Regions from separate parts of the Homo sapiens genome. Here region 1 is linked to region 2. Evidence: chromatin contacts called from ENCODE Hi-C or POLR2A ChIA-PET data. All regions are on one chromosome and are shown on one strand. Each heading gives the region's core, a stretch centred on a gene start or an enhancer-like site at or near the end of the contact. The rest is flanking DNA. Distances are from core to core; before and after follow the strand shown. Region 1 has its middle 150 kb from the start of ARHGAP20. Region 2 overlaps FDX1 (ferredoxin 1).

Region 1 (4,416 bases), core at 1,580-4,079, 420 kb before region 2:
TTAGAGAACAGAATGGAATTGAGTTTGGGGTGATAAGGAGGGAAAAGAAGAATGATGGTAGCTACCAAAAATATTTTAATAAATATCTATGTCCTCTGATATAGATTAGATTTGTTGTGAGATTTTTTTCTCACTAGAGGCATACAAGTTTTTACAGGCTAATTAAACTGTATCATTTGAGATAAAAAGTGCAGTCAAAGCTATTTAAATAGCATGTAGTAATTAGGAAACTAGTTTAATGGAGAAAATCTCAAAGGGAACCAATTTTTTTCCCTATTTGACAGAATGAATGTTTTAAAACCTTAATAGGTGCACCATATTGGTTCATGCCTTTGAATTGGAATGGTTTTCATTCTAATTGCATGGAAAGTTAAAATCACATTATATTAAGACCATGAAGAAGCACAGATGTTTTGCAATTTGACTTGCTGCCTGTGTCTCTGAATGGTTCAAAGAAAAGATATAGTGATATGTTATGGTGCACATTTGTTTTAATATTTGGCTAGAGGTTCTTGATAAATTATTAACTGATCAACATGATGTCGTGTGAAAAGTCTATAAAACAAAATTATGTCTCCACTGAGATAAGTGAGTGGCAAACATGTTATCATTAGCACCGTCTACACATGAACAAAGAATGACAAATTGAAGCAATTCTCCTAGTAACCTCAAGTCCAAAAATCTCTACAACCTGATATATTCACTTGATTGAGGAAGAATTGCTTGAGGCTCCAAAATGTCTAAGTAATTGCCCGTATTTTCTCCCTCACATTAGTTTAGCTGTGTCTGCAAGCACAGATGGTCTGCCCTTTGTTTTACCTTCACTGACTTGGCTGTTTAAGCTTGCCACTCAACTTGGACAAAACAAGACCCCCTGAAGGTTCCTTGGGTCTCTATGAAGAGACAGACACCCTATTAGGTGGCTCCAGTACCCGAATGCTCCTTGCTTTGCTACATATTCCTCTAATGTCCTGTTTTTGGTGTCATGCTAAGATTGTTAAAGAATATGAATTTAAATTTCTATCTGCTCCAAGGAGGTCAGAATTTCAACAGGAATCCAAATCTCGAGTGTAAAGAGGGTGAAGCTCTAACAAGTGAAATTGGGAACTGAGCATATGTCTGAGGTGAAAGAATGTGGACAATCGGAGGGAGTTCAGGCTTGGAGACACTTGGTGAAGTCATCAGAAGGCAGTCTCTAGCCAGCCCACATCTGCCCATGACGCATTTGCTATAAAGGAGCAAAGGCCGGCAAAGGCGTCTCCACTCTGTCACTGCAATGTACCTTGAATGAGGTACAGAACAAACAAGCAAAACCTGAATCCAGTCTAGACAGGAATTTTACATGCTGTCTTCTTTTTATTTATTTATTTATTTTTATTATTATGCTTTAAGTTCTAGGGTACATGTGCACAACGTGCAGGTTTGTTACATATGTATACATGTGCCATGTTGGTGTGCTGCACCCATTAACTCGTCATTTACAGCTGTCTTCTTATATAACATCTAGAGAACATTTATCTTAGTGGTACCAAAATGCTTCCATTCATTGTGTGGCCTGATTTTCTAACTGACTCTAAGCCGTTTACTCTCTTAGCCTCTGGGTTTTGTTTTGTTTTGTCTTTAATGAGGGAGGGGGAACAATTAATGAGATAATAATTATCACCATAAATGTCACTTGAGACAATAAGCTGTACTGTTTATGTGTGTCAGGCTCCTTAGAGGAGAGACACCCAAGAAGCTATTCGTTTAAGACCTTCCTCTTGGCAATTCAACAACTTCTTTTATTGGAGGCCATAAATACCCAGGTTGTATGTTTATATTCAACAGAAATCTTCTGGAGACAGTGTTTCCTAAAGCATTGCTCTTTGGCATGTTGTCGCCAGATATGTCAATAGGTATGCCTAGGAAAGGCCTCCATGGTTCAAGAGGTTTAGTGAATGCTGAAATCCATAACTTCTTAGTGATGTAAAATGCGTGTCAGCAATTAGAGGCTCTGAGAAGTCCTGCAAGAAAGAGAACTATTTGACTTTGAATAACCCAGCTGTTTCCAAACTTTTTTTTGAACACTTATTTTGTACCCTGTGGAACAGTGTCCCAGAGAACACAAGCTTATAAAATGCTGCTTAACTTAGTGGCCCCAATCGGTGGATCATAAATCTTGGTGATAAAGCATGGGGTGCGTGTGGTGGGAGAGTGGGGAGAAAGAATGCAGAACTAGAGATCCATGAAGCCATGTGTTTACCAAGCACTGTTTCTAGACTTAGTAAATAATATAGCTCATAAATACATGGGTGACTATTTTTCTAACATATGAAGATGTTATTATAATTTATTAGATATAAATCCATATAAAAGCACAACAAAAATTTTTAGTAGTTGTTTACTTCTTTTTGAGTCATCAGAAACTAAAATTATAACTATCATGTGGAAGATTTGTAAAGTGGTTTGATGTTAAATGGGTTTTTTGTGCTAAAGGAGAAAAAAAAAAGCAGAAATCATCCTCTTAACCCACAGGAGTGAATCTAATAGTTGGAAATTCAGGCATGGTGCCAGCAGATGGGGAAATTCTGAGAACACAAATTCTGGTTCTTCTCAAATCATAACATGCCGTGCCACCGGGTTACCCATGAGTAACCTGGGTGTGTAGGACCCAGTGCTGTGGATGGAGCTCTTCACATCTCCTTGAGGCCAGGGCTCTGTGGGGTGTTAGCACAGCATGCACAGCGAAACTGATGTTTCTGGATCCCAGCTGTATAAATGAGCTACAATGGCCAGATGTGACCGTCCTGACCCTGTTTGTGTGCAGCATGGACATGCAGCCTCCATGACTCCCCAGGGACCTTGCTGGCTCTGGGATTCTATGACAGCAGACTTCGGCAAGTTGCTCATCGAAAAGTCAGCAGAACTCCCATATAAAAGAAAAATTGTACTCACAGATGCCGCTGTCTCCAAAGAGAGGGCAAATGTGGGTCTATCTGATGAAAGCAAACTCAACAATGTCCTTAATCACAAGGATGATCAGCCTGGTCAGCTGAAAGGGTATGGCTAGCACGATCCAACCTCATCATTACTCTGGAATCATTACAACCCTGATGGTGAGATGATCATGGTGATTATCATAGCATGTAGTTATGCTACTAGCATATTATGTGGCTTGGATCATGTTTTCCCTAGTCCAGCTGATAGACAACATTTAATTTTGTTCTTGGTATAAAAAAAACCATCATTGGTCTGCAGCATTTGGTCTTTTGCAAGCACTCTGGATTAACTGAACTTTAAGAAACATTCACATTTAAATCATACCCCCTCACTCTGAGGTTGAGAATGCAAACTGACCAGGAACACAGCCAGATAAAGCGAGACTTGACTTCTGCTCTTCATGCTGGTGTCCACACCCTGCAGAGGTGGCTAAGCCAGCACACTAACTTCATCTGGGGAATGGAGGCCTGTCACAGGGAATCAGGAACTCTTGGACTCTCAGTTTTCTTAATGACTCAGTGATTGTTGACCTGGAGGAAATCCAGCCCAATAGAGCAACATTTTCTCTAATTCCTAATTTTATTCTTAGCTGCAAGTTTTCGACATTTTTACCTGGGACTCTGGCTCAGAATTATTTGATATCTTTCTTTGTCAGGTCATTTCGCCCCTTTATGTTTTTAAATTGCTCATTTTAGTTTAGTTTCAGGTGATTTTTCTATGCTGCATACTCCAAACCATGGTTCCACATTTTCACTTTTGAATCTTGTTTTAGGGTCCCTTGAGAAATATAACTTTAGATGTATGTGGCTAAGAGTGAAAAGATCAAGGAGTAAAAACAGAACTTTGCATGCTTTAGTGGATTTTAACTTCAAAATTCTTTCAGGAGGAGCACGGATGGCTATTCTTTCTTGGTTTTACCTAGTTTCCATTTTACTCATCTACCAAAAAAGATAATTAACATTTATAACTAAATGTCTTTGGCATGGAGCCAACTAACAATAAGATTGTCTACATAATATAAAGCACCCAGATTAGTACAATATAAACTGGAGAAGTTAAAGAAATGAAAGGAAGGAATTAGTCAATGATTCAAAATTCTTGGCTACATCTGTACAGTGCTAGGCATTTGGAAGGAAAGTGAGCATTCCGGTTAGAACTTAAGATATCTTCAAATATTTAGATTGATTGTAAACAAGTTTTTTAGTTTTAAGTGCTAGGTATTTAGTGGACAATAGTCTTTCATAAAAAAGTTATTATTCACAATCTTGGGAATTACTAATTCACATTCATGGGGCCATTTACCCAAGAGTGACATCATTTTAGATGTAGACCATATGTACATGATACCAAATACTTTCTAAAGGAATTGACCAATTCATTTGGCTTTGTCACCATGTGGGGTCTCATGAAAATGTGTGCTCAAGCAGAGAGTTCTGC
Region 2 (4,513 bases), core at 1,640-4,139:
TAAAGAATATCATTAAAAAGTCAAAAAATTACAGATGTTGGCAAGGCTGCGGAGAAAAGGAAACACTTAAGACAGTCCTGGTGGGAATGTAAATTAGTTAAGCTGCTGTGGAAAGCAGTTTGGAGATTTCTCAAAGAACTAAAAATGGAACTACCATTCAACCAAGCAATCCCAGTACTGGGTACATACCCAAGAGAAAACAAATAATTCTACCAAAAGACACATGCTCTCGTATGTTTACCTCAGCACTATTCATAATAGCAAACATATGGAATCAGTCTGGGTGCCTGTCAATGGTGGATTGGATAAAGAAAATGTAATACACATATACCACGGAATATGCAGCCATAAAAAGAATAAAACTATGTCCTTTCCAGCAACATGGATACAGCTCAAGGCCATTATCCCGAGTAAATTAACACAGAACCAGAAAAGCAAAGTGTTCTCACTTATAAGTGCAAGCTAAATACTGGGTCCCATGGACATAAAGTTGGGAACAGTAGATACTGGGCACTACCAGAGGGGGAAGGGAGAGGGGCAAGGAGGAAAACTACCTATTGGTTTCTAAGCCTACTGCCTAGGTGACAGGATCACTCATACTCCAGACTTCAGCATCACATGATACATCCATTTAACAAACCTGCACATGTACTCCCTGAATCTAAATAAAAGTTGGAAAATAAAAAGACATGAACAGACACCTCTCAAAAGAAGACACAGACATAAAAGCGGCCAACAAACATACGGAAAAATGTTCAACATCACTAATCACCAGAGAAATACAAATCAAAACCACAATGAGATATACCATCTTGACTTCAAGACAGGTTTGAGTCTTAGCCCTCTCACTTGCTGCATGTATAACCAGGGAAACTTAATTTCCATGAGACTCAAGTTTCTTCAACTATCAAATGGAGAGTTAAAAAAAAAATCTACTTCATTTAACATATGCTAGAATATAGTATACACTCAAATTCTAGTTGTTATAATTATTTTAAAACTAGCAAAAAATACTTAGATTCAGTATTCAAGGCTGGGCATGGTGGCTCACGCCTGTAATGCCAGCACTTTGGGAGGCCAAGGCAGGAAGATCTCTTGAGCCCAGGAGTTCAAGACCAGGCTGGGCAATGTGGCAAAACACTGTCTCTACAAAAAATACAAAATTCAGCCAGGTGTGATGGTGCACCTGCAGTCCCAGCTACTCAGGAGGCGGAGTCAGGAGGATCACTTGAGTCCAGGAGGTCGAGGCTGCAGTGAACTGTGATTGCACGACCGCACTTCAGCCTGGGTGACAGAGCAAGATCCTGTCTCAAAAAATTTTTAAAAAGATATTCAGCAAATATTATTGAGTGCCAACTCTGGACAAAGCCTACTCCATGAGGTGACTCAGGTAACCTCATGGAGTACAGTCTTTCAAAAACTAATAATCTAATAAGAAAGATAGCCATTCTCTCTAAAAAGGAAAACTGTTATAAGCATTAACAAAGAGAGGTAGATTTAATATATCATGGGAAAACAGAAGAGAGATAAATTAATTCTGATCTAGAAATGGTTCTTTAAAGGATAATGTGAACAGTGCCTTGAAAGAAGCAGAGTCAGATACGCTCCTTGAACCTTATTCCAGACCAGTGGTTCTCAAACTTGAACATGCATCAAAATCACACAGACAGCTGTTACAACATGCAATGCTGGACCTACCCCAGACTTTGTGACTCAGTAAGTCTGGGGCGGGGGTGGGGGCGGTGGGTGGGGGAGGAGTGTCTGAGAATCTGCATTTCCCAGGTGACACTAATGCTAACGGTCAAGGAAACCCTCTGAGAACTGCTAATCTAAACATGCATTGCTTGAACAAAACTGACAGGTCATATACAGGGTACGCCTGAGGAAGTGTAAAAGGGCAGTTGCAGGAACACAGGCTTTGCACGTGTAGTTAAGGCATATGGTCAGAAGTCTAAAAATGAAAACTTTCTAAATAAATCACTTTCTAGGATAAGTTACCTTTCCTAGGAAGGTGAGCTGACATTCAAGATATTTAAGTACCCCTCTGTGCTATGACATTTATTCTCTCTAACCTGGTATCTTTTAACTCTACTCCCTACCGTCGGCTTTGTATCACACATATAAACAGTAAGGTAATGAGGCCACAGCAGATTTCTGGCCATGACTTATTTAAATGTACAAAGAACAGAACAATGGTGTCACTCTATTATTCTTTATAAACAAGAATATAACACTAACACATCCTGAATGTTAATATTTTACATAGCATGCTATAGGTTAAACTTCTTCAAAAAAAAAAACCACAAAATAAAAATTTGAAACCTAACAGTTTCACTTATGCATTTTAAGAAATGTTTCATACTCACCAAAGCCATCAATATCTAGATTATTTTCAACCACAACATCTAGCAGAGAATCACCAACTTTTCCTTTGGTTGTTAATGTTTCACCATCACGGTTTATAAAGTGGACTGTTATTTTATCTTCTGAGCTGGAAAAAAAAACAGTCCTTTAGTATTTTTAGTAATTTCAAAACATAATTTAAAATAATTGGTTTAAAAGCCTATAAGGCCTCCAGAGTAGATGGGAATACAGGTGCCCAGCACCACGCCTGGCTAATTTTTTTTATTTTTATTTTTTGTAGTGACGGGGTGCCACCATGTTGCTCAAGCTGGTCTCAAATTCCTGGCCTCAAGCCATCTTCTCAACTTGGCCTCCTAAAACTCTGAGATTACAGGCCTGAGCCACCATGCCTAGCCGAAGGTATTTTCTTTTCTTTCCAAAGCTTATTTGGAAATCAAAGGCATATATATCTACCCACCTACCAGGTAATAAGCTCTACTACCTTACAGGAAATGGCAATGACTACCTGGTCAACGCCACCTGGTGGCCTCAGTATATGTCTCCCTAATAGTCACAGTTATAAAACATTTGGCAATTATTATCACTCATGAACTCTATTTTACTCTCATACAAGCCAGTGCAGTAGCTTGCACCTGTAACCCCAGTACTTCGAGAAGCTGAAGTGGGAAGATTGTTTGACGCCAGAAGTTTGAGACCAGCCTGGGCAACATGGCAAGATCCCATCTTTACAAAAAATAAAATAATTAGCCAGGTGTGGTGATGTGATCTGTAGTCCCAGCTAATTGGGAGGCTGAAACGGGAGGATCCCTTGAGCCCAGGAGGAGGAAGAGGCTGCAATGGGATATGATTGCACCACTGCACTCCAGCCTGGGCAACACAGCAAGACCCTGTCATTTAAAAAAGAAAAGGCCAAGTGTGGTGGCTCATACCTGTACTCCTAGCACTTTGGGAGGCCGAGGCAGGGGACTGCTTGAGCCCAGGAGTTTGAGACCAGCCTGAGCAACACAGAGAGACCCTATTGCTACAAAAAATAAAAATAAAAATGAGATGGTTGTAGGTGTATGAAAAATAAAAGGCATGGTGGTATTTGCCCATAGTACCAGCTACTCATGGGGCTGAGGTGGATCACCCGATCCCAGAAGTTCAGGGCTGCAGTGAGCCGTGATTACACCATTGCACTCTAACCTGGGCAACAGCTCAAGGCCCTGTCTCAAAAAAAAAAAAAAAAAAAAAAACAAAAAAAGTCATCACACAGCTCTCTGAAAAACATGAATGTGTCCATAAAAGACTAGACCAGGGTTGTAGTGAGCTTCTAAAAAGCAAATCATGGCCGAGCATGGTGACTCACGCCTGTAATTCCAACACTTTGGGAGGCCAAGGCGGGCGGATTACCTGAGGTCAGAAGTTCAAGACCAGCCTGGCCAACATGGCGAAACCCCGTCTCTACTAAAAATACAAAAATTAGGCATGGTGGTACATGCCTGTAATCCCAGCTACTCGGGAGGCTGAGGCAGGAGAATCGCTTGAACCCGGAAGGCAGAGGTTGCAGTGAGCCGAGATCAAACCACTGCACTCCAGCCCGGGTGGCAGAGTGAAACTCTGTCTCCAAAAAAAAAAAAAAAAAAATCAATAGGGCGATTGCTTTTCCAGTGCTACATAGAATACTACTGCTGAGAGATGTTGTTTAGTAGTTTTCTGCGTATTTGACATCTCATTTCAGTCCACATTGTATACTTACAAATCAAAGGGACTAGAAAAAGTTTATTTGTTTGAATCTGTAAGATAAATACCTCCTTACATGTTTTTTTAAGATAGTATGTTAACTATCAGCTAGCTGACTTAAATTTCCTTCACTTCTCACAAACATCCCTCCAAAATTTGAGAAGCCATTATACTAAAAACTAGATCCTTATTCCTCCACCATTGGTCATTTTAATTTTTACCTCACACTTGAAAAGATTCTCTTCAACTTAAAATAATGAGTTGTTATTCTTATTACTACCAGTAGATGGCAATAGCCCATCAAACAAATCTTTAAGTAAAACTCAGAATTAAATAATTTCAGAGCCATAACTATCTCGAAAGTTATCAAGTCCAGTGATCCCATTTCACAAATGAGGCAACTGAAGCCCCACTGGGATAATGCCCT

What was found. A loop is a pair of places that touch in the nucleus more often than their neighbours do. ChIA-PET counts read pairs that join two places held with the same protein, here RNA polymerase II (POLR2A). Pooled maps may share reads with other maps.
Region 1: a map with no recorded cell type shows a loop between it and region 2 (6-fold over the local background). The contact joins two enhancer-like sites. A Hi-C loop is called at or near these places in 1 of 37 single-sample maps with no recorded cell type and 2 of 50 pooled maps. POLR2A ChIA-PET finds 5 or more read pairs at or near these places in 2 of 52 experiments (Panc1 and activated CD4-positive, alpha-beta T cell).

Annotation. Positions count from the first base shown.
Region 1 is chr11:110,857,009-110,861,424 of GRCh38, reverse strand. No RefSeq gene overlaps it. Among named protein-coding and RNA genes, the nearest start is that of ARHGAP20, 150 kb to the right of the region's middle. Within about 2 kb of position 2,829, at least 5 of the 41 ENCODE cell types and tissues checked have a DNase peak (open chromatin) inside an H3K27ac peak, as active enhancers do.
Region 2 is chr11:110,433,812-110,438,324 of GRCh38, reverse strand. FDX1 (ferredoxin 1) reads right to left here. Exons shown (of 4, transcript NM_004109.5): 2 at 2,367-2,491. Among named protein-coding and RNA genes, the nearest start is that of FDX1, 6.1 kb to the right of the region's middle. Within about 2 kb of position 2,889, at least 3 of the 41 ENCODE cell types and tissues checked have a DNase peak (open chromatin) inside an H3K27ac peak, as active enhancers do.